2 separate regions of the Homo sapiens genome follow, and region 1 is linked to region 2. Evidence: chromatin loops called from intact Hi-C (ENCODE). Cell type or tissue: endothelial cell of umbilical vein. All regions are shown on one strand. Links, peaks and the distances in the headings refer to the core of each region. The heading gives the core; the rest is flanking DNA.

Region 1 (16,217 bases), core at 5,150-13,149, 340 kb after region 2:
TGGGCATGGTGGTGCACGCCTGTAATCCCAGATACTCAGGAAGCTATGGCAGAAGAATTGGTGAACCCAGGAGGTGGAGGGTTGCAGTTAGCTCAGATTGCGCCACTGCACTCCAGCCTGGGCGAAAGAGCGAGACTCTGTCAAAGAAGAAAAGAGAAGAGAAGAGAAGAGAAGAGAAAAAGAAAAGAAAAGAAAAGAAAGAAGGAAGGAAGGAAGGAAGGAAGGAAGGAAGGAAGGAAGGAAGGAAGGAAGGAAAGAAAGAAAGAAAGAAAGAAAGAAAGAAAGAAAGAAAGAAAGAAAGAAAGAAAGAAAGAAAAGGAAGGAAAGGAAGGAAAGGAAAGAAAGGAAAGAAAACTTAATAGAGTTTGGGGAAAATATTGAGATAAAATTGTAAGTATTCTATCAAGTACATTGAAATAAAATTAACCTCAAGGGTTTTTTTTGTTTATTTGTTTTACTGTATGCATGTAATGGACTGAATATTAGCTGTATTAGATGCTACATTGTGAACAAGACTATATTGGATATGCCAAGCCCTTCATTTAATTTTTTTTTTTTTTTGAGACAGGGTCTCACTCTGTGCCCAGGCTAGAGTGCAGTGCTGCGATCACAGTTCATTGCAGCCTCAACTTCTCCAAAGCCCTTTGTTTTTAAGAAACAATTTATCTTGATACAATGAGATTCCTATAAAACAGGCTTGCTGCATTTGCTATGTGTTTTCTATCTTGCTACACCTATACCAAGATGAAATTCTTACCGTGTTAGCCAAAGTCTCTTTCAGTCAAATACATCCCAAATTATATTCATAAAATCAAATGTATGAGATTTGCTCACAGATAAGTGGAATAACTCAGTTCGTGTGAAATTATATGAGCAAACCCAATATCCAGAAGACCCCTAAAGAGAATCCAGCCTGTCATGCATAATAAAATTTAAAACAAAAATTAAGAAGGTTCTCTCACCATAGCAGGGAATTTCTCAAGCACAGAAAACTGCCTTCTATATTCTGAGTAATTACCCAAATAAAATGTCTATTTGTCCCTCCTTCAGCCAGATGTTTCTCCAACCGCAGTGCCACCTCCTCTTTGAAAAGTCTACCCTCTAATCCCACAAGAAAACATCTTGTAAAAATAAGGAAAAAAATTTAGTAAGTGACTATCCTGCTTTCTTGTGTATCTGGATTTAATTTTTCATTATTTACATCAAGGGAAAAGAAACATGGCACAAAGTGGCTTTTTTGCGTACCTTTAAAAAATTTTTTCTGTTGAGCATTTCCTACGACCAGACAATGGTTCTAAGCATTCAGTTATCCAACTAGGATTGCTCATGTAATCCTATGTTGGGATTAGTACTGTTATCCTCTTTTTCACAATAAGGAAACTGAGGCTCAGAGACAGTAGGAAATTTCAGCCAGTTCATCCAGCTAGTATGAGGCAGGATAAGAGTTTGAACCTGGGAAGTCTGATCCCAAAGCCTACACCCTTAACCATTATTCTATGCCCCTGGTCATTTGAATTCATAAAATCAGCCTCCAAGGGCATCTGTACTTAGTGGCTTTAAAACAAGCTATTTTATCATCTATCCCACGGTGCAGAACAGAATGGAATTCCCAAGAAATCTGGGAGTCCCCTGTACAGGTGTTGCATACCTTCTACAAGTCCCTCACACCTTCCAGAAGCTTCTCAAAGATGCCGGTGATGCTGCTTCGTATTATCAATGTACAAAGCAATGCACTGAAAGGGGTTTTCCTGACTTATAAGACTATAATTGAAAAACCAAGTGCTTCTAATTCAACTACCTCAAGAAATTCCAAAAACAGAGTACGTTTTAAGGAAATGTTTATAGTCAAGGACTAGGGTTGGTGGTTTGGTGTCAAGTCAAGCAGCATCAAGAAAGATTTAATTGTTGTTCTAGTCCCATGTTGTAGCATTATGTAGTATGCTGCATGTGTGTTTATTTTTTTAATTAATTTTTTTTTTTTTGAGACAGGGTCTCACCCTGTTGCCCAGGTTGGAGTGAAGTTCCAGCTCACTACAGCCTCAACCTCCCAAGCTCAAGGAATCTCCCACCTCAGCCTTCCAAGTAGCTGAGACTGTATGCATGTAATGGACAGGCACATGGCACCACACCCAGCTAATTTTTGTATTTTCTGTAGAGACGGGGTTTCACCATATTACCCAGGCTTGTCTCTAGCTCCTGAGCTCAAGCCATCCGCCCACCTCAGCCTCCCAATGTGCTAGGATTATAGGCATGAGCCACCACGCCGGGCCTGTATATGTTCTTGGCCAGTTTTAAGATGAGAAACACAACAGTGGCCAACACAAAATCAAAATATACTTGTAAAACATAGTTAATCTAGGGAAATTGATAACTAATATGTAATTAAGGAGAACATAGCAATTGGTACATTGGAAAGCAACTTGACTTTGCTAATGGCAAGCTGTTTGCTAGAAACACAGACACAGACACACACACACACACACACACACAAGGTTATAAAAGGGTAAATAATAAGTGTGGTTCCTTTTGTAACAGGGACTCAGTAATTCACTACCAGGAAGTTTTCTAAAAACTCACCCTACAGAGAAAAGAATCTGAATGAATGTAAAGTGTTAAGGCAGTTGATGGCTGAGGAATTGTCAAATTATCAAAATGCCACGTGATGATGGTATCTGAGTGAGACTGATACCGCTAACCATAAAATAGGTGAGCCCTGCAACAGCTTGACAAGGTTAAGCACCTTAGGAAAGCAATGATAATAAAGATGAAATACTAATTAAAATATCTTCTTGAGTTTATGCACTCTCCTTGGAAAAAATACCAAGAAATCATCACTGGATACTATCTAACTATAATACAGCACTATGATAGATTACCGACTTGTGTTTTTTTCTTTGAGGTATTCAGTTCAATGAAGAATAATTTAATTTAGAATCATTAAAAAGTGTTAGAGCTGAAAGAATCTTTAAAGAGCATGAATGCAATTACCTTGTTTTTAAACGGTGAACCTAAAGCTTGGACAAGCCGACTGAATTACCCCAGATCCTGTCTTTATTTCATTTGTGTTTCCGTTCCCTCATTCAGCACACAAGACATAAACCAGTAACCACGCCAAGCCAGGGTGATGTTGAGCCTGCACAACCTGTGCCACCGCCAGGCAGTGCAAAGCTAATGTTAGATCCAGACCTCCTGATTTCTGGCCAAAGATGCACAGAAAAAAGCACAAAGGCATCTATGTCCATTGTCGGAGTCAAAAGTCTAGCAATAAAGACAGTTTTTTTTTTCGTTGTTGAAACGGAGTCTCGCTCTGTCGCCCAGGCTGGAGTACAGTGGCGCGATCTCTGCCCACTGCAAGCTCTGCCTCCTGGGTTCACGCCATTCTCCTGCCTCAGCCTCCTGAGTAGCTGGGACCACAAGCACCCGCCACCACTCCCAGCTAATTGTTTTTTTGTATTTTTAGTAGAGACGGGTTTTCACCCTGTTAGCCAGGATGGTCTCCATCTCCTGACCTCGTGATCCGCCCACCTCGGCCTCCCAAAGTGCTGGGATTACAGGCGTGAGCCACGCTGCAGCCAGCCAGGAGACACTATTAATACCGAATGGTGATGTCTATGGCAAAAGCACCAACACCATAGCCATCTCCGCAGCAGCCTAAATGATTCTGACAGCCATGGGCCAGTCCACTGATTCCAGAAACACTTAATAGTGAGTTCCGGAAAAGAAAAAGCAATGCCCCATTTTCTTTGGATGTACAGCATGCGGCAAAGCAGTCCACTGTGGAGACCAGAGTACGTGATCACCAAAGATGGCTTGACTGAGCCTAGCAAGTTGCGTTAGAGGGCTTCTGCTGCCATTGTATGTCGCTTCTTGGGCACTTTTCTCATCTTTTTTGACACTGATCTTTAGGAAGAAAGAGGGGAAATTAGGCTAATTGTGGGGAAAAAGGAAAGGTAAAAATGGCCAATGGTCAGAGAGACTTGCAACTGCCCGAAAACAGGCAAGTAAGCACTCGTGTTAAAATAGAGCCACGATGGTAGAGTTAGGGATATCAGCAGATAAAAGCCAAAAGCTAACAGTAAAGGAGAAACACACATGAATGCCTTCATCACAGAAGCTGCTGATCTCTGCACATCAGGAGCTTACAAACTGAAAGAGTTAGAGCAGCATAGACACACAGAAAGTGGATGCCAAAGGAAACAACTGGCACACTCATCCCAGCTGGGATTCAGGGCCTCACTACTCATCACTGGCACCCGCATTAAAGACACAAAGGAAGAAACTAGAAGAAATGAAGCTACAAGATAGCCTTCACCACAATCACTAACACATGGAATATGCGTAGTGTTAATGTGTAGTGTTAAAGCATTAGTTGCTCTTCATTAGCACAAAACATTCCTTCATTTCTTCATTTGTCACCAGCTGTTTTTTTTTTTTTTCATCTCTTTTCTGTGTATCTGTGTTGGTTTAACTCTTTTCATTGGTAAGCCCCTAATGAGTAGAGATCAACAACATCTATTAATTGAAACTAATGCCGAAAAGTACAAAAAAATGTGGATAGAAAAAAATAAACATCTTAGGGATGAAAAGAGCCATTGAAATTTCAAACATGATAGACAGAATCTACTTTAAGCTGGCTGAACACAGCCAAGAAAAGAAATCATGATTAGAAGGCTGAATCAAAAAATCTTCCCAAAACAGACAGACAAAGAGTTACAAATTGGTTTAATCAAAGAAATATTGAGGAACTCCAATCCATATCAACCTAAAGTTCCAATAGAAGAGAATGAAAATAGTCTGGGCGCAGTGGCTCACTCCTGTAATCCCAGCACTTTGGGAGGCTGGGACAGATGGATCACTTGAGGTCAAGAGTTCAAGACCATCCTGGCCAACATGGTGAAATCCCATCTCTAAAAAAAAAAAGAAAAGAAAAAAAAATTAGCTGGACCTTGTGGTGTGTGCCTCTGATCCCAGCTACGCTGGAGGCTGAGGCAGGAGAATCGCTTGAATGGGGGAGGCAGAGGTTGCAATGAGCCAAGATCGTGCCACTGCACTCCAGCCTGGGCAACAGAGCGAGACTCCGCCAAAAAAAAAAAAAGAAGAGAATGAAAATGAAAAGATGGAGAAAGTCTTCAACAGCCCACAACATCAGGCCTGAATCACCCTGGAAACTCTTCAATGCTTAACAAATGTCTTGCACTGCATAAATAGGGAGTTTATAAGTGTGGGGATCCATGTTTCTTGCCTTTTTTTTTTTTTTTTTTTTTGAGACAGGCTCTCACTCTGTCAAGCAGGCAAGAGTGCAGTGGTGCAATACAGCTCACTGCAGCCCTGACCTTCCAGGCTCTCAGCCTCCCAAGTAGCTAGGACTACAGATGCACACCACCATGCCCAGATAACTTTTGTATTTTTTTGTACAGACAGGGTTTTGCCATGTTGCCCATGCTGGTCTCAAACTCCCAGGCTCAAAAGATCCATCCACCTCAGCCTCCCAAAGTGCTGGGATTACAGGCATGAGCCACCACGCTCGGCCACGCTTTTCCAAATGACTAACCTCTATATAACTCCTTAAAATTTACAAATCTTTCTTCACTTACGGCATTTCACTTAGTCCTCTCTTAGCAGCTTTGTGACATGGGTATCATTGTTTATAAAATTTATTTTTACTTTGAATTTTTTATAGAGACAGGGTCTCACTCTGTTACCCAGGCTGGAGTGCAGTGGTGCAATCATAGCTCACTGCAGCCTCAAACTCCCGGCCTCAAGGGATCCTCCCTCCTGAGCTTCCCAAAGTGCTAGCATTACAGGCGTGAGCCACCATGCCCAGCCATGGTATTATTAAACTTATTTGTCACATGAGAAAACTAAAACTCACAGGGAATGTAGACACTTGCTCATCATCCCACAGCTAGAGGAAAATGAGCCATATTTAAATGGTTTTTAAATATGTCCAGTATCTTTGATACTTCTCCTTTCAAAACATGGAGCCCAATTGTTCTTCTTCGAGTGTGGGCTGTATTTAGTGACTTGCTTCCAACAAATAGAATAAGGGTGAAATAAAGGTATGAAACTTCCAAGACTAAGTCATAGAAGGCACTGTGTCTTCCATCTGGCTCTCTCTTTGATCACTCACTCTGAGGGAAGCTAGCCGCCACGTTGTGAGGACACTCAAGCAGCCCATTGGACAGGTCCACTTGCTGCGAATGAGAATGACAATCAAAAGCCAAAGAAGAATTGATGCCTCCTACCAAAAGCCATGTGGGTGAGCCATCTTGGAAGCAGATCCTCCAGCCCCAATTAAGGCTTTAGCTGACTTCAGCCAGGGCTGAAGTCTTAACTGCAATCTCATGAGAGATCCTGAGTCATAACCACCCAAGTAAGTTGCTCCCAAATTCCTATCCCTAGAAACTATGTGATAATAAACAGTTGTTGTAAACTGCAAGGGAGTGACTTGTCACATGGCAATAGGTAATAAATATGCCAGGAATTAAATCCAAAGGTCTCAACCCAAAAGCCTGTGCTTTTTCATTTAACAACACTACCTTTTCCATGACGTCTTGTGTAAAATCAAAATATTTTGACCATCTCAACTTACATTTCCCTAACTGTCAGTTCAATTTTTGCCAATTATGTCACCTTATTCTGTGCCTAATTATAGGACTTCTTGCATTTTTGAAACACTAATCTCCCCTTCTGAATAATAACGGTCATGAGAACAGGGGATAGAGCAGTTTTGGTCATCATAGCATCCCCAGGATCAAATTTACTGCTCAGTAAGTAATAAGCACTGGGTGTATATTTTTGGATGAATGAATGAATGATGGCCAAAATACATATGACACAACTAGTCTACCACAGGGCTTTGTTCTCATTTTTATGCTGACACAAAAGGGAATAAATTCTATATCTAAGAAGAAACTAGGGAATATCTTGGAGTTGTGACTTTGATTGATCTGAGCTTCCCAGAAGACATTTGTTTTATTCAGAAAATACTTTGAAGGGCAAGAAGTATGACTGTTTTTTCAGTAACATGCAAAAATCCCTAGGGCATGCAAAAATAAGAATAATTTCCTAAACTAAAATGTCTTGTTCGATCCTCCAAGTGTTCTTCCGCTCCCTGTTCCAGGCCCACTGGAGAGTTTCGGCAGCAGGCCCTCAGACAGGAGTGGTCTGGCCTGCTGATGACCTCATCTCACCCCAGCCCACCTCCAGCTGCAGAGAGGAGTTGTGAGCACTGGGTTAAGGCAGCATTTTTCTGGGCAAGTTACTTATGCTCACATGAGCCGTAAATCAACATGCAGTCCTAAGTTGTGATGGCTTTTCACTTGGTGGGAAATGCCTAAACACCCAGATTTTTATTTCACAGCCAGGAAAAAAATAATGTGTGAGAGAAACAAAATGCAGAAGTGCCTATCAGACATGACTGAAATAAGAATCCCAAGGAACACGAAATGTTACTACAGTGATGCAGCTTTGATCACGGACCAAACATTTTTCTAGTAACCACTAAAACAGGACACATCACATGTACATTTTTCATACAATCCACCCTCCTTCGGCGTTTCACCATCTCATCCTCTGCTGCCCACTACATTTCTGTGATGATGGAAATGTTCTCTGCTGCCTAACAGAGTAGCCACTAGCCACTTGTGGTCACTGAGCACTTAAAATGTGGCTAGCTTAACTGAGAACTGAATCTTATTAGTAATTTAATTATTAATCAATTATTAATTACTAAATTGATTTCAGTTCAATTAAATTTAAATAGCCACATGTGGCTAGAAGATATATTGTATTGGACTGAACCATTTCATACAGCGTTCTGGGCACATTCAAAACGGTTGGAGTAATTTAGATCGAAGACAGGCTGGGAATTACGACTCCTTTTGCCAAAGATGGATAGAAAGGTACTCAAAACCCCAAAATCTCAAGCTGTTTTTCAAAACAATGAGGGAACCCTATGGGTCTACTATTTTCTGGAGTTTCTTAAAATCAACACCTAATCTGAAAAGAGAGATAAGAAAGAGAGGAGACAGTACACCTAAGGTCTTCAACCCAAGTCCCATCAAGGAAAGAAGGTTCTGTGTGATCTATTACTGGGGAACCAACATACACCTTTGGGGTGAAATGGAGCTGCAATGGGAAGCAGAGGCTGCTTAGAATACAAATCAGATTCCATGGCCGGGTGCAGTGGCTCACACCTGTAATATCAACTCTTTGGGAGGCTTAAGCAGGGCAATCGCTTGGGCCCAGGAGTTTGAGACCACCTAAGCAACATAGGAAGATCCCATCTCTACAAACAAATTAAAAAATGAGCTGGGCATAGTGAAGTGTACCTATGGTCCCAATACTTTGGGAGGCTGAAGCAGCAGGATCACTTGAGCTCAAGAGGTCGAGGCTGCAGTGAGCTATGATCATGCCACTGCACTCCAGCCTGGGTGATGGATGGGAGGGAAGAAGGGAAGGAGGGAGAGAAGGAAGGAAGGGAAGGAGGGAAGGAAGGAAGGGAAGGAAAAGAAGGGAAGGAAGGAAAGGAAGGGAAGGGGAGGGAGAGAGGGAGGGAGGGAAGGAAATGAAGGAAAGAGGGAAGGAGGGAAGGAAGGAAGGGAGGGAGGGAGGGAGGGAGGGAGGGAAGGAGGGAAGGAGGGAAGGAGGGAAGGGAGGGAAAGGAGGGAAGGAAGGAAGAAAATAGGTTCCGAAGCCCTTGGAGTACCCAAGTAAATTACAAAGCTGTAAACTGCTTAGGGGTGAGTTCAAACTCTGCAAGCTGCAAGGAAGCACCCACCCGGCCCTGCCCACCTCCTGAGACCCAGCCACCTTATTTCTTTTGGCTCCCCAAGGTGGCCCTAACATGGGCTCGGGGACGCTCGGTCTCTAAACCCAGGCTGGCACTTTCTTTCCTGCTCTCTGTGTGGCTTCCTGACTATGCCCATCAAGCTCTCTGTGGAGCAACTGGAACCTCGCCCCCTGCTGGTGGGAGTGTGAACTGCTGCCACTACTTAGGGACTGTCTACTATTCCGGGGCATACACCCCACAGAAATTTGCATATATGATCACCCTAAGACATGCATTTGCATACCCATAGCAACAGACTCTTCAAAGTGTCCTAAAACGAAACATCCCAAATCCCAACAACAATAGAATGGATTAATGTGGTATATGTATACAGGGAAATACTACGAGCAATGAAACAAATGACCTGCACCTCCACGTAAGAGTGAAATATCCCACAAGCGTGATGATGAGGTAAACCAGCTAAATAGAGCATGGTTCCGTGTATAGAAAGTACACAAATGGGTACCATGCATTCACACTGCTCAGAGAGGTGGTGGGTGGTGATGGGAAGTGGATGGGGGCAGAAGGTTCCAGGGTGCTGGGAGTGTTATTTTCTTGATATGGCTGCTGGTTAGGTGTGTGTGCTCTGTTGTCAAAAGTTAGCAATGGGCAGGGTCCAGTGGCTCACGCCTGTAATCCCAGCACTTTAGGAGGTTGAAGTGGGAGGATTGTTTGAGGCCAGGAGTTCAAGACCACCCTGGGCAACACAGTAAAACCCCATCTTTACAAAAAATGAAAAAAAAAATAATAATAATTAGCCAGGTCTGGTGATGCACACCCGTAGTCCCAGCTACTTGAAAAGCTGAGGTGAAAGGATTGCTTGAGACCAGGAGGTCAACACTGCAGTGAGCCATGAGCACGTCACTGCACTCTAGCCTGGGTGACAGAGCAAGACTCTGTCTCAAAAAAAAAAAAGTTAGCAATGCATACCCTTACAATAAACACATACTTTACTTCGTAGTTTTTCTTTTAAGAATGTTCTATCCATCCTCAGAGTACAGCTGAAAACTCACCACTTCCTTGAACCATGAAACTGTCCTATAACCATCTTTCATTTTCTCTCTATTAAAAAAACATAAATTATTTCATGCACATTTGCTCTATTGTATCTGTCAGAATTTTTTTTTTTTTTTTTTTTTTTTTTTTTTTTTTTTTAGGACAGAGTCTCACTCTGTTGCCCAGACTGGAGTGCAGTGGCATGATCTCAGCTCACTGCAACCTCCACTTCCCAGGTTCAAAAGATTCTCATGCCTCAGCCTCCCAAGTAGCTGGGACTTCAGGCATGAGCCACCACGCTTGGCTAATTTTTGTTTTTTTTGTTTTTTGGTTTTTTTGTTTTTTTAAGTAGAGATGGGGTTTCACCATGATGTCCAGGCTGGTCTCGAACTCCTCACCTTAGGTGATCCACCCACCTTGGACTCCCAAAGTGCCGGGATTACAGGTGTTATCTATCAGAATTTAAACACTGCGTTTTTTGTTTTTTGTTTTTTTTTGAGACGGAGTCTCACTCTGTCGCCCAGGCTGGAGTGCAGTGGAGTGATCTCGGCTCACTGCAAGCTCCGCCTCCTGGGTTCACGCCATTCTCCTGCCTCAGCCTCCCGAGTGGCTGGAACTACAGGCGCCCGCCACCACGCCCGGCTAATTTTTTTTGTATTTTTAGTAGAGACGGGGTTTCACCATGTTAGCCAAGATGGTCTCGATCTCCTGACCTCGTGATCCACCCGCCTCGGCCTCCCAAAGTGCTGGGATTACAGGCATGAGCCACCGCGCCCGGCCAACACTGCGATTTTTAAACCTCTCTTGGTGTTGAACCAAGTATTGCTCACGAAACACATACTTCATAAACTCTTTTAAACCAACCACTGCTTTTCTATTACTAAAACTTGCTTAAATGACAAAAGACAGGTATTATCTCACAGTCTCTGTGAATTTTCAAACAGCTGAGTTCAGTTAAGCACACAGTTGCCTGCACATATAAAAAATGGAAAATATTGCAACAAAAAAGACTCTGGAATTTTCCATCCACACAGCTGTTGCTGCGTGGCATCTGTGGTGTAACCTTCACTTGATGGAACTAACTCCCACAATCCCACGCAAGAGAAATGATCCCATTCCATTACAGTCCTGTCACTATACAGGGCAAAAACATCAGAAATGATTAAGAAAAGAAGAAAAGACACCGCACTCAAAAAAATGTGATGAAAACTTTTACAGTGCACTAGATCAAGAATTTGAAAACTCGTAGTAATTCCCATTTTTGTGGGTTTCCAAATGACAGGTGACTACTTAGTAGGCCCATTCTTTTTTTTTTTTTTTTTTTTTTTCGAAACGGAGTTTCACTCTTGTTGCCCAGGCTGGAGTGCAATGGCACGATCTCGGCTCACCGCAACCTCCGCCTCCCGGTTTCAAGCCATTCTCCTGCCTCAGCCTCCCGAGTAGCTGGGATTACAGGTATGCACCACCATGCCCGGCTAATTTTGTATTTTTAGTAGATACGGGGTTTCTCCACGTTGGTCAGGCTGGTCTCAAACTCCTGACCTCAGGTGATCCACCCGCCTCAGCCTCCCAAAGTGCTGGGATTACAGGCATAAGCCACCGTGCCCGGCCGCCCATTCTTTTGCTCATAAACTATGAGAACAGAGGACAAGAGATATATGAATTCATCAACTGGTCCTAAATTATGGTAGTCACTTATAGGAGCCCTCACCGAGACCCCCACACATACATAATAGGGAGGATTTTCCTCGACAAACGTGGCCAATTCAGATTCATTCAGTAGACAACTCTTTCTTTCACGCCACATTCCTCACTTCTCCTTTCCTGCTAGCCAAACGCTCCCCACAAAGAGGCTGCTTCTTGAAACGTTCTTATATTTTGCTTGGTTTCAACAGCCCTGCAGAAAGCGGCAGGGAAGTAATCTCCAATCTGCAGAAATGACAGAAGCCAGGAGGCTGTGGGCCTCCTTAAAACTTTCACCTCCGCTCTGAATACGCAGGCTGCCAATCTCCCCATCCCTAGAGTTTAATGGGGGAAGTTCAATGTCATTGCATGTAGTGTCATCTGACATATTTATAAACACCCAGAGGGAAAGCAGAACAGAACATCCGCAAGTGTGTTCCTTAAAAAGACTCTTCTCAAACTTCCACGAAGCCACACAAGCCGCATATGACTGTAAAAGAATCCACGAAATCCTGGAACCAGCCTGCCCGGATAAAGCTGTTTGGCGTGCCATGTGTTAGGCTGACCCGAAACTTTTCACTTGGTAGGAGCTACATTATTGCTTGGTTAATATACACTTGGATTAAAGAAATTTTCAGAATAGTCAAATTTATCACCCCAGTTCTAAGGAGTGAACTAAAAACAAAAACTTAAAACACAGATACTTCCTCCTTTTTTCTCCCTCGATCCTTCCACCTCTCTCTCTCTCTACTCTCTCTCTCTCTCTCTCTCTCTCTGTCACTCACTCAATCTCAGACATTCATTACCCTGAAGCCACCTCGGTCCTGCCTCAGGGAAAAGGACTCATGAGGCCAAGGGAGAGCAGGGGATGCGCCTACGTGAAGCCCTCCGGCTTCCAGGCCATGCCTATAGGCCCTAGCACCTCTTCCCTAAATGGGGACAAGGGTGAGGGCCCCCTAGGGTACACTGATGGAAAGTCTGTACCAGGGTGTGAAGACCTCCCACCACACAGGTCAGAGCCTGAGGGGGTAGCAGAAAGCCCAGGCGTGGGCCAGGGCTGTGCGCTCCGCATCACTTTGTATCTGCATTGCCAGGGAGGCCAAGGAAGCTGCAACCAACCCTGGCTGTCTGAAGCATGGCCTGGAAGGTAGCAGGATAGAAGAGATTCTCTTCAGCAGGTGGTTAGCTTGATTTACAGCTCATGGTGTACACCCAAGGCAAGTGGGGGTCTGTTTGTGCCCCAGCCCTGGACCCTCAGCAACGTTGGGAAGGGCCTGCAGGCCACACCCCAGGTAGCAGGAGAGACAAAAGACAACAGAAAATACAAAACGAACCAGGCAGAGAACAGCTCAGAGAGGCATGCATGGGAAAGCCCAAGACACAGCTGCACAGACAAAGAAGCTTGACCTCGGCGCATGGAGAGTGAGGGCCCAGCAGTGCCAAAGAAGCTGGCCCCACCCACCCAAGGATTTCACAAGGAACATTCCAAATGCCCCGCTTGTCACCCAATGCCCAGCTGCACACGCTAAATTATTGCACATCTCTGAGCTTCCTATTATAATATTATAACCACCGCCTGCTGTTATCACACTCTTTTGAGCCAAATTGCACCCAACAGAGCATTTCATTGTTCTGGTCCTGTCTCAAGGCTGTTCTTCAGGTGACGGAATTAAAACAAAGAGGTGAGTGTGTGTGTGCATGCATGCAGTATACATCACATGCACACACAGATAAAGATGGACCACCAGGCCAGGCGCGGTGCCTCACACCTGTAATCCCAGCACTTTGGGAGGCCGAGGCGGGTGGATCACTTGAGCTCAGGAGTTTGAGACCAGCCTGAGCAACATGGCAAAACCTCACCTCTACAAAAAAAATACAAAAATTAACCAGGCATGGTGGCAGGCACCTGTAGTCTCTCTCGGTGCTCTCCGAGGACACCTCGCTGCCCTGGACTTCCCCCTCTGTCACCGGCCCTTTCTTCTAGGTCCCCTGGGGTCCTTCTCTCTTGCCTGGGATGCTGGTGTTTCCTGAGGAGCTCCCCTGCTCCCCTTCTTGTGACCCATTCCTCACTTTCCCTGGGCCCCTTGACCTGCACAGATGACATCGAGTCTACAGCTCTAAACCGGGGCTTCCTCCAAGCTCTGGATTTTGAATGAACCAGAAATATCTGAAAGTCAATATGTTGGGCATTGGAGTCACTATGGTTCCTGCCTGGCACTCTATTCCATTCCAGTACTATTTTCTTATACTTCCCCTAGGAGGGAGAAGGGCAGAATTGGTGACTTCCAGGGAGGATGGAGGGACACAGATGATCCCCAAGTTTCAAGCATGCATGACAAATCAGAAAGGGGCTTCGTTCAGCAAGACCTGACTAGTACAGATTGCTGATTTTGTGGGCTATACACCCACAGGAAGCTGCACTTCCCCAGAGTTTGGGTCACAATGGGGTTTCCTGCCACATTGCAGATACCCAATGAGTATTCAGTGAAAGAATAGATGAGTGACAATTGATTAATTGACTTAGAAATGACAAGGCAGGTTCCGTTTGCAAAGGGCTGAGTCATATTATAAAATCCTCAACTGCAGCATAACTGGATAAGGTGTTTCTGTAATTCCCTGAGTGTTATATAATGGGTAGCCATTAGGGCTCATTTAGTTGCAAATAACAGAAACCAGTACGCTAACCAACTTCTACACTCAAGGTAATGTACTGGGCCCTGTAACAGAGAGGCCCAGCAGGAAGGCTAAAGAGAGGCAAGACTTGAACCGGGGTCAGAAAATCATCAGGACCAAGATCAGGTTCTTTGCAGTTCTCAGCTCTGCCCTGTCAGCCTGAGTTTTCCTTCCAGGTGGGGTCTCCCTCGTAGGCCCCCGATGAGTGCAAGCCATTCCGGCTGCTTTCTGCCTCTGGGCCAACAGACAGGAGTCTTTTCTGGCAGCACCCAGGAACGAATAAGGCCTTCCTTTCTCCTTGCCTTTGCGGCAGGTGTCGGTCTCTGGATGCATGAACGGGACCAGCAGGGATGGAAGAGGCTTTGGCTGGGATCCAGCTAATTCACATGTCAGGTACAAAAATGGGAGAGAATGAATTCCCCAGCAGGGAATCGGGGTTCTGTCGAGCAGAGTAGTGGGAAACCTCTGCAGAAAATGTGAACGCCAAACGTACAATCTGCCGCGTATACGTAATGATTGCAAATGTCAAAAACCTAAAGTCAGTGTTAACATTGAGCAAAATGTTACTTTTCTAAAATCATTTCTTATCTCAAATTGTGGCTCCCTCAATTTTTTAAGGACAATGGAAATTTTTTATGTCTCCATTATGGTAGTAACTCCATGACTGTTTGAATTGGTCAAAATTCATAGAACTTCAGCAAAGTCTAGAGACCTTATGTAAAGGTCTAGATAATAAATATTTTCGAGATTGAGGGCCAAGACTGTTGCAATTACTCCAGCTTGCACTTGCAACAGCAAGCAAAGCAGCCATACGCAATACGTAAATGAATAGAAATGGCTATATTACCAGAAAACTTATTAAAAAAAAAAGTCAATAGGCTGAATGGGACCCCTGAATTGCACGCAGCCTGAGGAGCCCTGAACTTAAAATATATGAATTTTACTATAGTTAATTAAACCTCAATAAATAAACAGAATAAAGGAAGACAAAGGAAAAATAAATGCTGTAGGGGAGAAAACTGTAATTCCTTCAACTTAACCTGAAGTGAAATGTCATCAAGAAAACAGGGGCTGAGTGCAGTGGTTCACGCCTGTAATCCCATAACTTTGGGAGGTTAAGGCAGGAAGATCACTTGAGGTCAGGAATTCCAGGATCCAGTGATCCATGATCACACCATTGCACTCCAGCCTGGGCAACAGAGCAAGACTGTGTCTCTAAAAAATAAATACATAAATAAATAATAAAAAGACAACAGAGGTACAGTACTCCCCCCTTATCTGCTGTTTTGCCTTCCGAGTTTTCAGTTACCTGAAATCAACCACAGCCCAAAAATACTCCATGTAAAGTTCCAGAAATAAACAATCCCTAAGTTGTAAATTGCCTGCCATTCTGAGCAATGTGATGAAATCTCTCACTACCCTGCTCCATCTTGCCTGGGATGTGAATCTCCCCTTTGTCTAGTTGGTGATCCGACCAACTGTCTCGGTGTCACGGTGCTTATTTTACCTAATAATGACCCCAAAGCACAAGAGGAGTGATGTTGTCCATTTGGCTATGGACAGCATAAGAGAAGCCATAATGTGCCCCCTTTAAGTGAAATGGTAAAAGTTCTCAGCTTCATAAGAAAAGGAAAAAAAATCTTATGCCAGACTTGCTAAGATCTACAGTAAGAGCAAACCTTCCATTGGTAAAATTGTGAAGAAGGAAGAAGAAATTCATGCCAGTTTTGCTGTCACATCTCAAACTGCAAAGGTTGTGGCCACAGTGTGTGATAAGTGCTTAGTTAAGATGCAAAAGGCATTAAATTTGTGGGTGGAAGACCTGAACAAAAATGTGTTACAGCCCAGGTGTGGTGGATCATGCCTTTAATCCCAGCACTTTGGGAGGCCAAGGCAGGAGGATAGCCCAAGCCCAGGATTTTGAGACCAGCCTGAGTAACATACTGAGACTCCCCATCTGAAATACATATATATTAAAAAAAAATTTTTTTTTGAGATGGAGTCTCACTCTGTCACCCAGGCTGGAGTGTAG
Region 2 (16,217 bases), core at 2,801-10,800:
ATATAGACCAGTGAAACAGAATAGAGAGCCCAGAAATAATGCCACACACCTACAAACATTGGTCTTTGACAAAGCTTGACATAAACAAGCAATGGAGAAAAGATTCCCTATTCAATAAATGGTGCTGGAATAACTGGCTAGTCATATGAAGAAGATTTAAACTGGACCCCTTCCTTACACCATATACAAAAATCAACTCAAGATGGATTAAAGACTTAATTGTAAAACCTAAAACTCTAAAAAACCTGGAAGATAACCTAGGAAATACCATTTGAGACACAGACCCTGGCAAAGATTTCAATGCAAAGATGCCAAAAGCAACTGCAACGAAAACAAAAAATGATGAATAGGATCTAATTAAATGAAAGAGCTTGTGCACAGCAAAAGAAACTATCAACAGAGTAAAGGGACAACCTACAGAATGGGAGAAAATTTTTGCAAACTATGTATGCAACAAAGGTCTGTTACCAAGAATCTATAAGGAATTTGAACAAATTAACAAGCAAAAAAAAAAAAAAAAAACCATTAAAAAGTGGGCAAAGGACATGAACAGACACTTTTCAAAAGAAGACATATATGTGGCCAACAAGCATATTTAAAAAATGCCCAACATCACTAATTGTATTAATTCATTTTCACACTGCTGTAAAGAAATATCTGAGACTGGGTCATTTATAAAGAAAAGAGTTTTAATTGACTCACAGTTCCACATGGCTGGGGAGGCCTCAGGAAACTTACAATCATGGCAGAAGGCACCTCTTCACAGGGTGGCAGGAGAGAGAAGAGAGAGCAAAAGGTAAATAACTCCTTATAAAACCATCAGATATCATGAGAACTCACTCACCATCATGAGAATAGCATGCGGGAAACTGCCCCATGATCCAGTCACCTCCATCCCTTGACACACGGGGATTACAATTCAAGATAAGATTTCAGTAGGGACACAGGGCCAAACTATATCATTCTGTCCCTGGCTCCTCCCAAATCTCATGTCTTTTCACATTTCAAAACCAAACATGCCTTCCCAACAACAGTCCCCGAAAGTCTTAACTAATTTCAGCATTAACTCAAAAGTCCACAGTCCAAAGTCTCATCTGAGACAAGGCAAGTCCCTTTTTCCTAGGAGCCTGTAAAATCAAAAGCAAGCTAGTTACTTCCAAGATACAATGTGAGTACAGGCATTGGACAAATGCTCCCATTCCAAATAGGAGAAATTGGCTAAAACAAAGGGGCTACAGGCCCCGATCAAGTGCAAAATCCAGCGGGGCAGTCATTAAATCTTAAAGCTCCAAAATGATCTCCCTTGACTCCATTTCTCACATCTGGGCATGCTGGGAGCAAGAGTTGGGCTCCCATGGCCTTGTGCAGCTCCTTCGTGGGCTGGTGTTGAGTGCCTGTGGCTTTTCCAGGTGCATAGTGTAAGCTGTCAGTGGATCTACCATTCTAGGGTTTGGAGGACGATGGCCCTCTTCTCACAGCTCCACTAGGCAGTCCTCCAGTGGGTCTCCGTGTGGGGACTCCAACCCCACATTTCCCTTCCACACTGCCCTAGCAGAGGTTCTTCATAAGGGCTCTGCCCCTCCAGCAGACTTCTGCCTGGGCATCCAGGCATTTCAATACATCCTCTGAAATCTAGGCTCCCAAATTAGGTTCCCAAGTCTCAATTATTGACTTCTGTACACCCTCAGTCCCAACATCATGTGGAAGCCACCAAGGCTTGGGGCTTGCACCCTCTGAAGCAATGACTCATGTTGTACCTTGGCCCTTTTTAGCCACAGCTGGAGATGGAGCAGCTGGGATACAGGGTACCAAGTCCTAAGGCTGCACAGAGCAGTGGGGGCCCTGGGCTTGGCCCAGGAACCATTATTCTCTGCTAGGCCTCCAAGCCTGTGATGGGAGAGGTTGCTGTGAAGACCTCTGGCATGCCCTGGAGATATTTTCCCCATTGTCTTGGCTATTAACATTCGCTCCTTGTTACTTATGCAAATTTCTTCAGCCAGCTTGAATTTCTCCCCAGAAAATGGGCTTTTCTTTTCTACCTCATGGCCGGCTGGAAATTTTCCAAACCTTTATGCTCTGCTTCCTTTTTAAACATAAGTTCCAATTTCAGATCATCTCTCTCAAGTTCAAAGTTCCACAGATCTCCAGGGCAGTGGCAAAATGCTGCCAGTCTCCTTGCTAAAGCATAGTAAGAGTGACCTTTGCTCCAGTTCCCAACAAGCTCCTTATCTCTGTCCAAGACTACCTCAACTTGGACTTCATTGTCCATATCACTATCAGTATTTTGGCCAAAACCATTCAACAAGTCTCTAGGAAGCTCCAAACTTTCCCACATCTTCCTGTCTTCTTCTGAACCCTGAAAACTTTTCCAACCTCTGCCCATTAAAGTTCCAAAGTCACTTCCACATTTTCAAGTATCTTTATAGTAGTACCCTACTCTCTGCAGTACCAATTTGTTACCAGTGGAAGAGATCCAAGTTACCCAGGTTACCAGCAGTAATCCGTACACACCCACAGCAACTTCAGTCCTTGCCTCTTCAGAAGAAAGAATTTGACCAAAAGGCATAAAGCAGAAAGGGAGACCAAGGTAAGTTTCAGAGCAGGAGTGGACGTTTATTTAAAAGCCTTTAGAACAGGAAAGAAAGGAAAATTCACTTGAAAGAGACCCAGAGACCCAAACGGGCACCTGAAGGTCCAAGAGAGAATAGAGAGCAAAAGAAAACAGCAAAAACGAGGCGTTTAACCTGGATCCTAGGCTCACCTCTTTCCCACGATTCTTCCCTTGGGGCAGCCCACATGCGCAGTGTCTTCCTTACCTTTTATAACTGTGCACACACGCAGTGTGTTTAGGGAGTTGGTATGCATGCCCATCTGAGGCTTTCTTCCCTTTTCCAGTGGAATATACCTGGAAGATCATACTTTGCCATTTTTGTTTGTTTGTTTGTTTTTGACACAGAGTCTTGCTCTGTCGCCTAGGCAGGAGTGCAGTGGCACCATTTCGGCTCACTGCAACTTCCGCCTCCCAGGTTCAAGTGATTCTCCTGCCTCAGCCTCCCAAGTATCTGGGACTATAGGCGCATGCCACCATGTCCGGCTAATTTTTCATATTTTTAGTAGAGACGGGGTTTCACCGTGTTAGCCAGGATGGTCTTGATCTCCTGGCCTCGTGATCCGCCCACCTCGGCCTCCCAAAGTGCTGGGATTACAGGCCATTTTTTTTGTCTCTTAACACGCATGCCCAGGAAGTTGCTTCTCTGTGGGGCCTGCATTCAATTAACAGTTTGATGTTAACAGGTGTGGACCATCAGGAAATGATCTCTCCCTAGCACTGCCAAACTATCATTTTTAGAGAGGCAATGTGATAATTGCCAAACCATCACCTGACATGTATAATGGGTGGGGAGAGAGCCCTCGCCTGCCCCACTCATACCTAACTACCTATAACGAATTTACTGTAGTAGTCCATTTTCACACTGCTGTAAAGATACTACTGAGACTAGGTAATTTATAAACAAAGGAGGTTGCCAGAAAGATGTCAGAGCCCTGGCAGTGGGAAGTGGTCAACTCACAGGTTGGTAAAAAGAATTTACCAACAACAGTATAGGTTTGAAAAAGGAAAGTTTATTAGGAAGGAAGAACACTACATTGGGTGCCTCAGCAAGAGGACTGAGCATGCCTCGGTGGATTTTTCCTTAGCGGTATCAATAGACCTTAAGGCAGGAGCTCAGGGTTGTAAAATGAGTTTCAGCACATTCCAGAGATGCAGAGAAATTTTAGTTACTTATAAAAGTTGAAAGAGGCCTGGAACCAGATGCCAACTTAGATACCAGGGAAATTGAGTTACTTCTAAATTCCCAGATAAGAAGTTTTGCCTCCAGGCCCATTTGATGGTCACCAGGAGGTGTTTGTTGCCTTCTAAATTTTTCAGATAAGGAGTTTTGCCTCTGGATGATCTGTTTGATGGTCACCAAGCGGTCTTTGCTCTCTTCTAAATTCCTCAGATAAGGATTTTTTTTTTTTTTTGTCTCCAGGGCCTGTTCAATGGTCACCAGGTGATTTTTCACAGTTCCACGTGGCCGGGGAGGCCTCAGGAAACTTACCATCATGGCAGAAGACAAAGGAGAAGCAAGTAGCTTTTCACAAGGTGGCAGGAGAGAGAAGAGGGAGTGAAAGGGGAAGAGCCCCTTATAAAACCATCAGATCTCATGAGAACTCACTCACTATCAAGAGAACAGCATGGGGGAAACCCACCACATGATCCAATCACCTCCCTCCCTCCAGGGATTACAAGTCCCTCCCTTGATCCACGGGGATTACAATTTGAGATGAGATTTGGGTGGGAACATAGATCCAAACCATATCACTAATCATTAGAGAAATGCAAATCAAAACCACAATGAGACACCATCTCACACCAGTCAGAATGGCTACTACTAAAAAGTCAAAAAACAAATGCTGATGAGGTTGTAGAGAAAAGGGAATGCTTATGCTTACGCACTGCTGGTGGGAATGTAAATTAGTTCAGTCATTGTAGAAAATAGTGTGGTCATTTCTGAAAGAACTTATAACAGAATTACCATTTGACCCAGCAATTCCATCACTGGGTATATACCTGAAGGAATATAAATCATTCTACCATAAAGACACTTGCACGTGTATGTTCGTTGCAGCACTATTCACAACAGCAAACACATGGAATCAACCTAAATACCCACCAATGGTAGACTAGATAAAGAAAATGTGGTACATATACACCATGGACTGCTATGCAGCCATAAAAAGAAGGTGATCATGTCCTTTGCAGCGACATGGAAGGAGCTGGAGGCCATTATCCTAAGCAAACTAACAGGAACAAAAAATCAAATACCTCGTGTTTTCACTTATAAGTGGAAGCTAAACATTGAGAACACATGGACACAAAGAAAAGAATAGACACCAGGACCTACCTGAGGGTGGAGGGTGGGAAGAGGCTGAGAATCAAAAAACAACCTATTGAGTACTATGTTTAATGCCTGGGTGACGAGATAATACGTACACCAAATCCCCATGGCATGTAGCTTACCTATATAACAGCCCTGCACATGTACCCATGAATTTAAAATAAAAGTTGGGGTATAAAAAGAAGTAAATAAAGAGTGATGAAATTACCCAAGACCACAGCTAGGAAGGGGTATAGCGTGAATCAGAACCTGATAGATTTGCTGAAATCTCCAGCTGAAAAATAGCACATCCACTCTAATAGATGCAATATAATTTTTGATTGGTTGATACCAGTGCCATACTGATTGTAAAATGTCTTTAGTATCACTTCTATTCATCCATTACTTCATGATATACGAAGTATCCTAAGTAATCAGAATTTTTTTGGTGGCAGTTGGGATAAGCCACATACTAGGTAATTTTCAGGATAAAAGGGCCAGGTTGACTTATTCTAATAGGTGCCTGGGCTTTGCACGGCTTTTTAGAGCTTCAGTCTAGATCATCTCTGAAACAAATTTATGATCAACCGTCCTGGGTTCCACGAACAAAGATGTGAAGCTGAGGTGTGTGTATTGTATGTTAAAATTAAAAAGTAAAATAAAAAATAATTGTCTTAAAAAGAAATAAATTCTATTAATTTTTTAAAATGTCTAACATGAAAATTATTTTGAAACTTAAATATTTGACTCATGCATAGACCCAGGCCTAGTATATTTTCAGAAATTAAATTCTCATTTGAATAGTCAAAAAATAATTCAATAAGCTCCAAACTTCTTTTCAGTGCTTTTATTACCCACAAAAATGTGGCTCATAGTTGTTGTTTTTTTTTTCTGTAATGGAATGTGCAAGGATTCATTTTATATTTGCTCATCAATTTGTAATATTCACACTGCTTTCATATGCATTTTTTCAGTTACCAGAGAGGCCACATAATATAGTGATTAAAACCATGGACTCTGTAGTCAGACTGCCAGAGGGTTAAATCCCAGTTTCCCCACTTAGTAGCAGTGTGATCTTGAGCAAGTTACTTAACTTTTTGTGCTTTAATCTTATTCCTTACAACAGGGACAATTATTGTGCCTAATTGGTAGACCTGTTGTTGAATTAATACCATAAAATACTTAGAAGAGTAAACAGTGTTAGCTATTGTTATTATAGTTATGTACTGAAATTTTCAGAACTAATGGCAAGGTATCTGAGAGTCTGAAGGGATTCATGGTAAGTGAAAGAATCAGGGCAGGATCCTTGACATTAAAGTAATTTGTTTTTTTGTTTTTGAGACGGAGTTTCCCTCTTGTTGCCCAGGCTGCCTTGCAATGGCACGATCTCTGCTCACTGCAACCTCCGCCTCCCGGGTTCAAGTGATTCTTCTGCCTCAGCCTGCTGAGTAGCTGGGATTACAAGCATGCGCCACCACGCCTGGCTAATTTTGTATTTTTAGTAGAGACGGGGTTTCTCCACGTTGGTCAGGCTGGTCTCGAACTCCCGACCTCGGATGGTCCGCCTCCCTCGGCCTCCCAAAGTGCTGGAATTACAGGCGTGAACCACGGCCCTGAGCCTAAAGTAATTTGTCAACAAAATTACTGTTTGTTAGAGTGAGCTGAACCTAGATTTTCCTGAGCCCTTCAGTGCAAGACCTTTTTCATTTTACAGGAGGCTATTTCCAGAAGATTCCAAAGCCAGATCTGGTCTTGTTTCAATAGGTGAATAAAGCAGATTATAAAAAAGGGCTTAACGATGCAATATTACATACTCCATATGATCTTGACCATTAACACGAAGTATCAAATATACTAGAGAAAAGATAACAAGCAAATATGCTAAAATATCAGAGGATTTTTCACTGAAGGTGGAATTGTAGGTGACTCTTTGTGCTTTTTTATAATTATCTGTCAAATGTTCTTTTTTGAGCAATGTTCTGTTTTGATAGAGAGGAGAAGTAGAAAACCAAAATAAGTTCAGTAACAATTGAGATTTGCTCCATTAGACTGAAGTCGAATAATGGAACCAAAAGAGGAGTAGGTGAGAAATATTTAAAATTTAAATGCTCATTTTAGAAGGATTTTTCTACCTGAATTAAAACAAGAACTGCCAGATCCATTGGTATGGTTTGGATCTGTGTCCCCATCCAAATATCATGTTCAATTTTAATCTCCAATGTTGGAGGTGGGGTCTGGTGGGAAGTGATTGGATCTTGGGAGCGGATTTCCCTCTCAGTGCTGCTGTTGTGATAGTGAGTGAGTGCTCACAAGATCTTGTTGTTTAAAAGTGTGCAGCACCTCCCCCCACCCCGTTCTTCCTGCTCTAGCCGTGTAAGATGTGCCAGCTTCCCCCTTCACCTTCCACTATTATTGTAAGTTTCCTGAGGCCTCCCCAGAAGCCACGCAGATGCTGCCATGCTTTTGGTACAGTCTGCAAAACTGTGAGCCAATTAAACTTTTATTCTTTATAAATTACCCAGTCTTGTGAATTTCTTTATAGCAATGCAAGAACAGACTAATACACTCATACTTTATGAATCTGGCATTTCAGATAAAAATTAAACAAAGACAGCCTCAGTGAGGAAATAAAGTGCAGTACTAAACACAACAAGGCAGCCTTGTCTTCTCTAGATAGAGTGAAACACCAATAAATGTTTTCCACAAGGGGGAGATAGTTGGTCAGAGTTTCATCAAACAGGACTATCAACACACTGTAAGTGAAGAAGCAATGCAAGTAAAATGCCTGGTGTTTATTCTCACCAAAGAATAAGGAGCTGCAAATATGAGGCACTCGGAAGGACCAACACAGACACACACATGCACACTCAAGTCAGAAGCAACAAGTCTTAGCAGAATACAAAGAAGATCTAGTTTACAGAGTCTTTTAAATACTATGTTCAATAAATGTTACTTATACAGAAAAAATATATAGAAAGGTATATAGACGAAAGATAAATAGATGAATTATTGAGTCTGAGGAGCTGTGTTAGTGAGAGTTCTTAGGTTCTCAGGAGAATTCTGAGTAATAATAATTTATCTACTAATTTTAAATGCAATGTATACACATTCGCTGATTCTTCTGCTTGTTGAAGTCTGCTGTTAATCCTCTCTAGTAAATTTTTCAATTCAGTTATTATATTTTCTGCTTCAGAATTTCTACTTGGTTTCTTTTTGTAGTTTCTGTCTCTTTGTTGATATTCTCATCTTGTTCAGATATCATTTTAAAATTTCCTTTAATTTGTCTGTTTTTATTTAAGTTATTTGAACATACTTAAGGAAGTTATATTAAAGATTTTGTTTAATATATCTAAAAACTGTTGTTTGCTCAGAGGTGATTTTGCCACTTTTCTTTCATCCTTTGAATGGGCCTTTTCTCTTTCTTTGAAAATACTGTGGGTTTTTTTTTTTTTTACATTAAAAAATTGGGTATTTGATGCAACAAACAAACAAAAAATGTGCATTTGAAAAAGCAATCACTATAGCCAGTCTTTGCTGACTGGTTCTTTGCCAAGAAAGGCCTTCACTATTCAGCATGCATGTCCCGAGCAGGGGTAAAGTCTTGAAGTTTTCTCAGGTCTTCCTTGAGCATGCATCTCACCTAGGACTTCGTGTGTGTGTGTGTGTGTGTGTGTGTACACGTATGTTTGCTTAAATGCTTTAATTTCCAAAAGAGTCCTAGCCCAGCTTCTTAGTGTGTCTTAGTTGTCCTGTTGCAATCCTTAATTACTAATCTCTAGCTCCCAGTATCAGTGGGTCTGTAGTCCCCTTGAAGCTTTTACAAACCATTTTCACTGACAATTTCTATGGCTTTTTGTTTTTTAGTCTGAGGCCTGGCATATGCTGTTTTTCTTCTCTGAATTCCAGGAAAGGAAAATTAGAGGGCAGAATACTAGGTAGTTCCCAGACAGTTCAGAATGTTGCAAGTAAGGTTTTTTCTTCTTCCTCTCGCCCAAGGGAGAAATTCCTTGATCAGAAACTGGGCTGCTTTATATCTACCACATCTCACTGCATCATGGAAAGAACGGGGCCAAGGTCAGTAGAAGCAAAATAAAAATTGTGTACCAATTTGAAGGTAGCTTTTTCTCCATTGGGTGATTACAGAGCAGACCTATGTACACCAGACCATTAACTGTTTTTCAGAAATCCCATAACGTTATTTTAACTAGTCTAATTTCTTTTAGTGTTTCTGTAGAAGAATAAAGGCCTGGAGCTTCCTAGTTTACTGTCTTGTTATCAAAAGCATTATTTTTGAAATATATCGAATCACTTGTCTAAATAATTTTTAATTTAAAAATAAGCAGATTACTGTGCTTTTATTTTCACAAGCTCTTTTGATATTCTGCTCTACTCATTCTCTGATCCTACCATATGAAGTATTTCAGGTAAATTTTGATGCAAGTTTAAATTAAATAGAGCTGTGAAAATGTCTTAGAAGATTTCTACTTACATGGAGGTAAGGTGGAACATAAGCCAAAGAAACATATCTGGATTCCAATTTTATTTTAAAATATTTCTACAAGAGTCATTAAAATTGTGTATGAAAAACAAAGATAAGGTTCAATAAGAGCTTAATTTAAATATGACACAAATATACAGCAAGATTTAACAGAAGTTTAATAACACAATAGACTGAAGATAAATGGTTTGCTTCTAAAGAGTCAAACATGATGCTGACTTCAGCTTTTTCTTATCCATCCTTTTCTTGTTCCTTCCTGATCACATTTGCTGCCTTGAAAAATGTTCTCTTTGCCAGCAACTTTATTCCCTCTCTCTTCCCTTCTTCAGTTTATGTTCATACTTGTCAAGAGTATATTTGAGAGTTGCCCTGTTCTGAAAATTATTCCCAATCCCTTAAACTAGATTTGGTGTATTTTTTTCTTTGTGACCGTAGCATATTATATATAGCTAGACTCCCTTTTTTTTTTCTTGTATTTTTAGTAGAGGCGAGGTTTCACTGTGTTAGCCAGGATGGTCTCGATCTCCTGACCTCATGATCTGCCCGCCTTGGCCTCCCAAAGTGCTGGGATTGAATTATTATACTACACTCATCTGTGATCTCCTTCCTTATAAAATTGTGTTTTCATCTCTATAGTCAACAGTGTCATTAAAGTTTCTTGAATAAATAAGTCTTCTATCTGAAAATCTTTCTTTTCTACTTGATAATATTTGTAACTCATTTGATTCATTTGAAGAACTGACATAAATCCATTTATAGTCTTTATCTTATCCAGTGTGAACATTCATTTAGCTGTAGACATACTAATTTGCTTGATTATAAGGTGCTATTCTGGACTCTCACTGGTGGGCTACATAATATATAGTCTATGCAATACTCACCTTTCTAAAATCAGAAGAAAAATGGTAATTTCGCATGCATATGACCCTAAGAGTTTCAGATAGAGGATGGTGGACTTTTCCATATGCAGCCAGATCCCTTGAATAGTACCTGAAATTTAGAGAGTAAACATTTTCGTGGCTGTGTGCTACATGCTGTAACAAAAATTGAGAGACAACCACCTTCACCATATGGTTTCTAACGTTTATTTAAGGTGTATCACAAAATTGAACTAAGGACATACTGGAAGTATAGGAGTTTCTCAGGAAGCATAAACCAATACTATTTATGAGAAGCTTGAATTTGAAATTTTAAAAAAGAGTATAATACTGAGAAAAAAAGGAAAAAATAATCCTAGAAACGTGTTTACTTTTTCTAATAATTTTACATGTTCATCAAATAGAAGCTTAATTAAAAATATATACTAGGACACTACAAAAGAAAATTACAGACAAATATCTTTGATGAACAGAAATGCAAAAATCCTCAACAAAGCATTAGCAAACCAAATTCAACAGCATAGTGAAACAAATTATTCACAATTATCAAGGGAGATTTATCTTTGGAATGCAAGAATAATTCAACGTATGTTGAATGTTGCAAATATAACAACATGATAGATCACATTAACAGAATGAAGGACAAAAACCATATGATTATCTCAACAGATGTGGCAAAGGCATTTGACAAAATTCAACATCCTTTTACAAGGAAAACTCTCAATAAATTATATAGAGAGGGAATGATAAAGGCCATACTAATAAGCCCATAGCTAACATTACTCTACTCTCACCCCTTTTGTTCAACATAGTTTTGGGAATCATAGCCAGAGCACTTAGGCAAGAGAAAGAAAGAAAAAGTATACAAACATAAAAGGAAGAAGCGAATTTGTCTTTATGTGCTGGTGACATGATCTTACATATAGAAAACCCTAAAAACTCTGCCAAAAACTTTTAGAATGGTAAACGAATTCAGTAAACTTGCAGATCACAAAGCCAACATACATAAATCAATAATATTTTTAGTACTAATAATAAACTATCTAAAAAGAAAATTAAGATATAATTTTATTTACAAGAGCAAAAAACTTAGGTATACATGTATTAAAGGAGATAGAAAACCTTTATACTGAAAAATAAAAGGCATCAATAAAAAAATTGAAGAAAACACAAATAAATAGAAAGATAGCCCATGTAGAAAGATATCCCACATTCATGGATTTGAAGAAATAATACTGTGAAAATTGCCATGCTACTCAAAGCAATCTACAGATTCACCATAATCCCTATCATAATTCAGATGTCATTTTTTTCACAGAGGTAGATTAAATCATCTTTAAATTTGTATGGAACTATGGAAGACCTTGAATAGCCAACGATCTTGGACAGAAACAAGAAAGCTGGAGGCACCAAACTCCCTGATTTAAAAAAAAATTATAAAATAATTGTAACTAAAACACCATGATACATGATACTGCCATAAAAATAGACCCATTGACCAATGGATTAGAATAGAAAGCCCAGATATAAACCCATGCATCAGTGGCCAATTGATTTTTTTACAAAGGTGCTGAGAACACATGATGTGGGAAAAACCCCTTTTTTGTGACAGGTGTTTGAACAACTGGATATCTACATGCAGAAGAATGAAATTTAAATACACAAATATTTATCATTGTGTTACATTTATCTACAGTGTTTAGTACAGTGACATATTGTATAAGTTTGTAGCCTAGGGACAATAGGCTATACCATATAGCTGAGGTTTGTAGTAGACTATCCCATCTAGGTTTGTGTAAGTACACTATATGATGTTCTCAAAATCACCTGACACATTTCTCAGAACATATTTTCATCATTAAGCAATACATGACTGTATATTTAAAATGCTCAGCATCATTAATCCACAGAAAAATTTAAATTGAAACCACAATGAGGTATCACTTCACACCTATTAGAATAGCTTTTGTCATTGGTGAGAAAACAATATGCAGATTCCTCAAAAAAATAAAAATAAATCTATCTTATGATCCAGTAATTCCACTTCTGAGTATAGATTCAAAGAAACTGAAATCAGTGTGTCAAAAGGATAGCTGCAATCCCATGTTAATTGTAGCATTATTCATTATAGACAATAAATGGAATCAACCTATGTGTTCACCTACAGATGAATGGGTAAAGAAAATATGATATCTACACAACAGAATACTATTCAACCTCAACAGAAGGGAAACTTCTGTCATTTGCTACAAAACGGATGAATCTAGAAGGGATTGTGCTAATTGAATTAAGCCAAGCACAAAAAAATAAATACCACGTGATCTCACTTACATTTGGAATCTAAAAGAGCTGAACTGCGAAGTAGAGAGTAGAATGATGGTTGTGAGAGACTGGGAATAGGGTGGGAAAGAGGACATGGTGAGTCGCTGGTTAAAGGGTACAAAGTTTCAGATAGACAATAGGAATAAGTTTTGAGGTCTATTACACAACGAGATAACTATAGTCAATAATAATGTATATTTCAAAATTACCAAGAATTTCAAATGTCTTACCACAGAAAAAATGATAAATAAGTGAGGTGGTAAATAAGTTAATTAGCTTGATTTAATCATTCCACATGGTGTACATATATCAGAGCATCACATTATGCCTTATAAGTTTATACAATTATGACTTCTGAATAAAAAATAAAATTCATAATGAAAAGTAAATAAATAAAATATAGAAATGAGATAGCTTAAACTAAGTAGAATAAAGACAATCTAGAGAAAGAGGGACTATTCAAATGTGTACTTACTACTCAGATATGTTGAGTATGATGAAGTATTGACTTAGGAAAACAATGATATCACACCATTCTCTTCTGCCAAGAGTCCCTGAAACATAAAGAAACAAACTTTGTTTTAAAAATTAAGCTTTTATTTATTTATTTATTTATTTATTTATCACCTTGTATTTTAGTTTGTGGATGTACATGTGCAGGTTTGTTACATGGGTAAATTTTGTATCATTGAATTTCAGTGTATGAATAATCTTGTCACTCAGGTAGTGAGCATAGTATCCAATAGGTAGTTTTTCAACACTTCCCCTCTCCCACTCTCCCCCTTCTTGTATTTCCCAGTGTCTATTGTTCTCATTTTTATCTCCATATGTACTCAATGTTCATTTAGCTCCTACTTATAAGTGAGAACATGCAGTGTTGGAGTTTCTATTCCTGCATAAATTTGCTTAGGATAATGGCCTCTAGCTGCATCCATGTTGCTGCAAATAACATGATTTTGTTCATTTTTATAGCTGCATAGTATTCCATGGTGTGTCTGTACCATACTTGCTTTATCCAGTCCATAGTCTATGAGCATCTAGGTTGATTCATTGTCTTTGCTATTGTGAATAGTGCTGTGACGAACATATGAGCTCATGTGTATTTTGATAGGATAATTTTTTTTCTGTTGGGTATGTACCTAGTAATGGGACTGTTGGGTTGAATGGTAGCTCTGTTTTAAGTTCTTGGATAAATATCCAGTCTGCTTAACACAGTGGATGGATGAATTTGCATTTTCACCAACAGCGTATAATTAATCCCTTTTCTCTGCAGCCTCACCAGCATCTGTTATTTTTGACTTTTTAATCATCACAATTCTGACTGGTGTGAGATGGTTTCTCATTGAGATTTTGATTTGCATTTCTCTGGGGATTAGTGATGTTGAACACTTTTTCATATATTTGTTGGCTGCATGTATGTCTTCTTTTGAAAAACGTCTTTTTGTGTCCTTTGGCCCATGTTTTAATGGAGATACTTGTTTTTATCTTGTTGAATTGTTTAAATTCCTTATAGATTCTAGATATTATACCTTTATCAGATGCATAGTTTGTGAATATTTTCTCCCATTCTGTAGATTGTCTGTTTATTCCGTTGATAGTTCTTTTGTTATGCAGAGGCTCTTTAATTAGGTTCCACTTGTCAATTTTTGTCTCTGTTGCAATTGCTTTTGGAGATTTAGTCATAAATTTTTCACCAAGGCTGTGTCCAGAATGATATTTTCTAGGTTTTCTTCTAGGTTTCTTATAGTGTGTGGTCTTACCTTTAAATCTTTAATGCATTTTGAAATAATTTTTGTATATTGTGTAAAGCAGGGGTGCAGTTTCATTATTCTACATATGGCTAGCCAGCTATCTCAGTAGCATTTATTAAATAGGGAATGCTTTCTGCATTGCTTGTTATTGTCAACTTTGTCTAAGATCAGATAGTTGTAGGTGTGTGCCTTTATTTCTTGGTTCTCTATTTTGTTCTATTGGTCTATATGTCTATTTTTGTACCAATACCATGCTGTTACTGTTACTGTAGTCTTGTAATATAGTTTGAAGTGGGGTATTGTGATGTTTCTGGCTTTGGTCTTTTTCCTTGCAATTATCTATTCAGGCTTTTTTTTTTTCGTTCCATATACATTTAAGAATCGGTTTTTTTCCAATCCATGAACATAAAAGGATTTTCCATTTGCTTGTGTCATCCTTGAGTATCTTCAGCAGTGTTTTGTAGCTGTACCTGTAGAGATCTTTCACCTTCTTGGTCATATGTATTTCTAGGTATTCTATATTTTTTGGCTGTTATAAATAGAATTGCATTATAGATTTGACTTTCAGCATGAATGTTATTTGTGAATAGAAATGTTACTGAACTTTGTACATTGATTTTATATCCTGAAACTACTGAAGTTATTTATCAACTCTAGGCACCTTTTGGTGGTGTCTTTAGGGTCTCTAGAAATAGAATTATATTATCAGTGAAGAGAGATAATTTGACTTCCTCTCTTCCTATTTGAATGCTTTTTATAAGGTTGGTGCAAAAGTAATCGCAGTTTTGCCATTAAAAGTAATGGCGAACTCCACTATTACTTTTGCACCAACCTAAAATTTCTTTCTCTTGCCTGATTGCTCTGGCTAGGGCTTCCACAACTATGCTGAATAGGAATGGTGAGAGCTTGTATCCTTGCCTTGTTCTAGTCCTCAAGTGAAATGCCTCCAGCTTTTGCCCATTCAGTATGATGTGGGTTTTGGGTTTGTCATGTATGGCTGTTATTATTTTGAGGTACGTTACTTCTGTGCCTAGTTTGTTGAACATTTTTATCATGAAACTTTACTGGATTTAATTGAAAGCTTTTGCTGTATCTAATAGGATAATAATTTTTTGTTTTTAATTCTGTTTATGGAGTGAATCACATTTATTGATTTGCATGTGTAGAACAAGCCCTGCATCCCAGGAATAAAGCCTTCTTGATTTTTGTGTTATTTTGCTCTGTATAATGTGAAAATAAGAAGATGCAGTCCTCAACTTAGTATTCAGTACTAGTAAGGGTCAAGTCACCAAACTCTGTGTTTCAACAGTAGAAAAGCTTGCTTTCACATTAAAAAGCAAAGCACGTATTGCAAACATTATTTAATAGTGATAAAATTACAGAAGAAAATATATTCAGACTGACCCATGGCATTCACACCACACCAGAATTTTGCCTGGAACAAAACAGTAGGTTAGGTCCGAGCTCGCTAAAAACTTCAGTCTCAGACCCAGTGAAGGAGGATAAAATACATAGTGCATGTATAACATACATTACATATACATTAACCTTCTTTAATGCCCCCCACTAGGGTTTTGAGGGAAGGAGAGATGAAATGTGGACTTGTGCACTCACAAAGGCAGAACTTTCTTCCAATTATAAAAGGTCATACATGTGACCCTTTATATCTGTGGGAATCCACCTTTGAAAATCACAACAAAAATCAAAAGGAAATGATTTAATATAAAATATTCAAATTTCTCAGTATGAAGACTTCCACAGAACAGGAAGGAGACAATGAAAATAAATTTTCTTTAAAAATAACATTCCCCTCGTTTTATCCCTGATACTCAACACTCAAAAACAAGTC

What was found. A loop is a pair of places that touch in the nucleus more often than their neighbours do. Peaks named below come from ENCODE experiments on the same cell type or tissue, not always from the same donor. Only the 100,000 strongest peaks of a DNase experiment are listed, where the experiment ranks them.
Region 1: a loop joins it to region 2, with 14 times the contacts of the local background. A loop is called at or near these places in 12 of 110 quality-filtered maps.

Annotation. Positions count from the first base shown.
Region 1 is chrX:9,304,421-9,320,637 of GRCh38, forward strand. No RefSeq gene overlaps it. Among named protein-coding and RNA genes, the nearest start is that of TBL1X, 150 kb to the right of the region's middle. In endothelial cell of umbilical vein, for the core only: a CTCF peak has its summit at 8,975 (motif pointing left); no DNase peak of the experiment used is centred there.
Region 2 is chrX:8,963,691-8,979,907 of GRCh38, forward strand. No RefSeq gene overlaps it. Among named protein-coding and RNA genes, the nearest start is that of LINC03114, 45 kb to the left of the region's middle. In endothelial cell of umbilical vein, for the core only: no CTCF peak of the experiment used is centred there; a DNase peak (open chromatin) is centred at 7,661.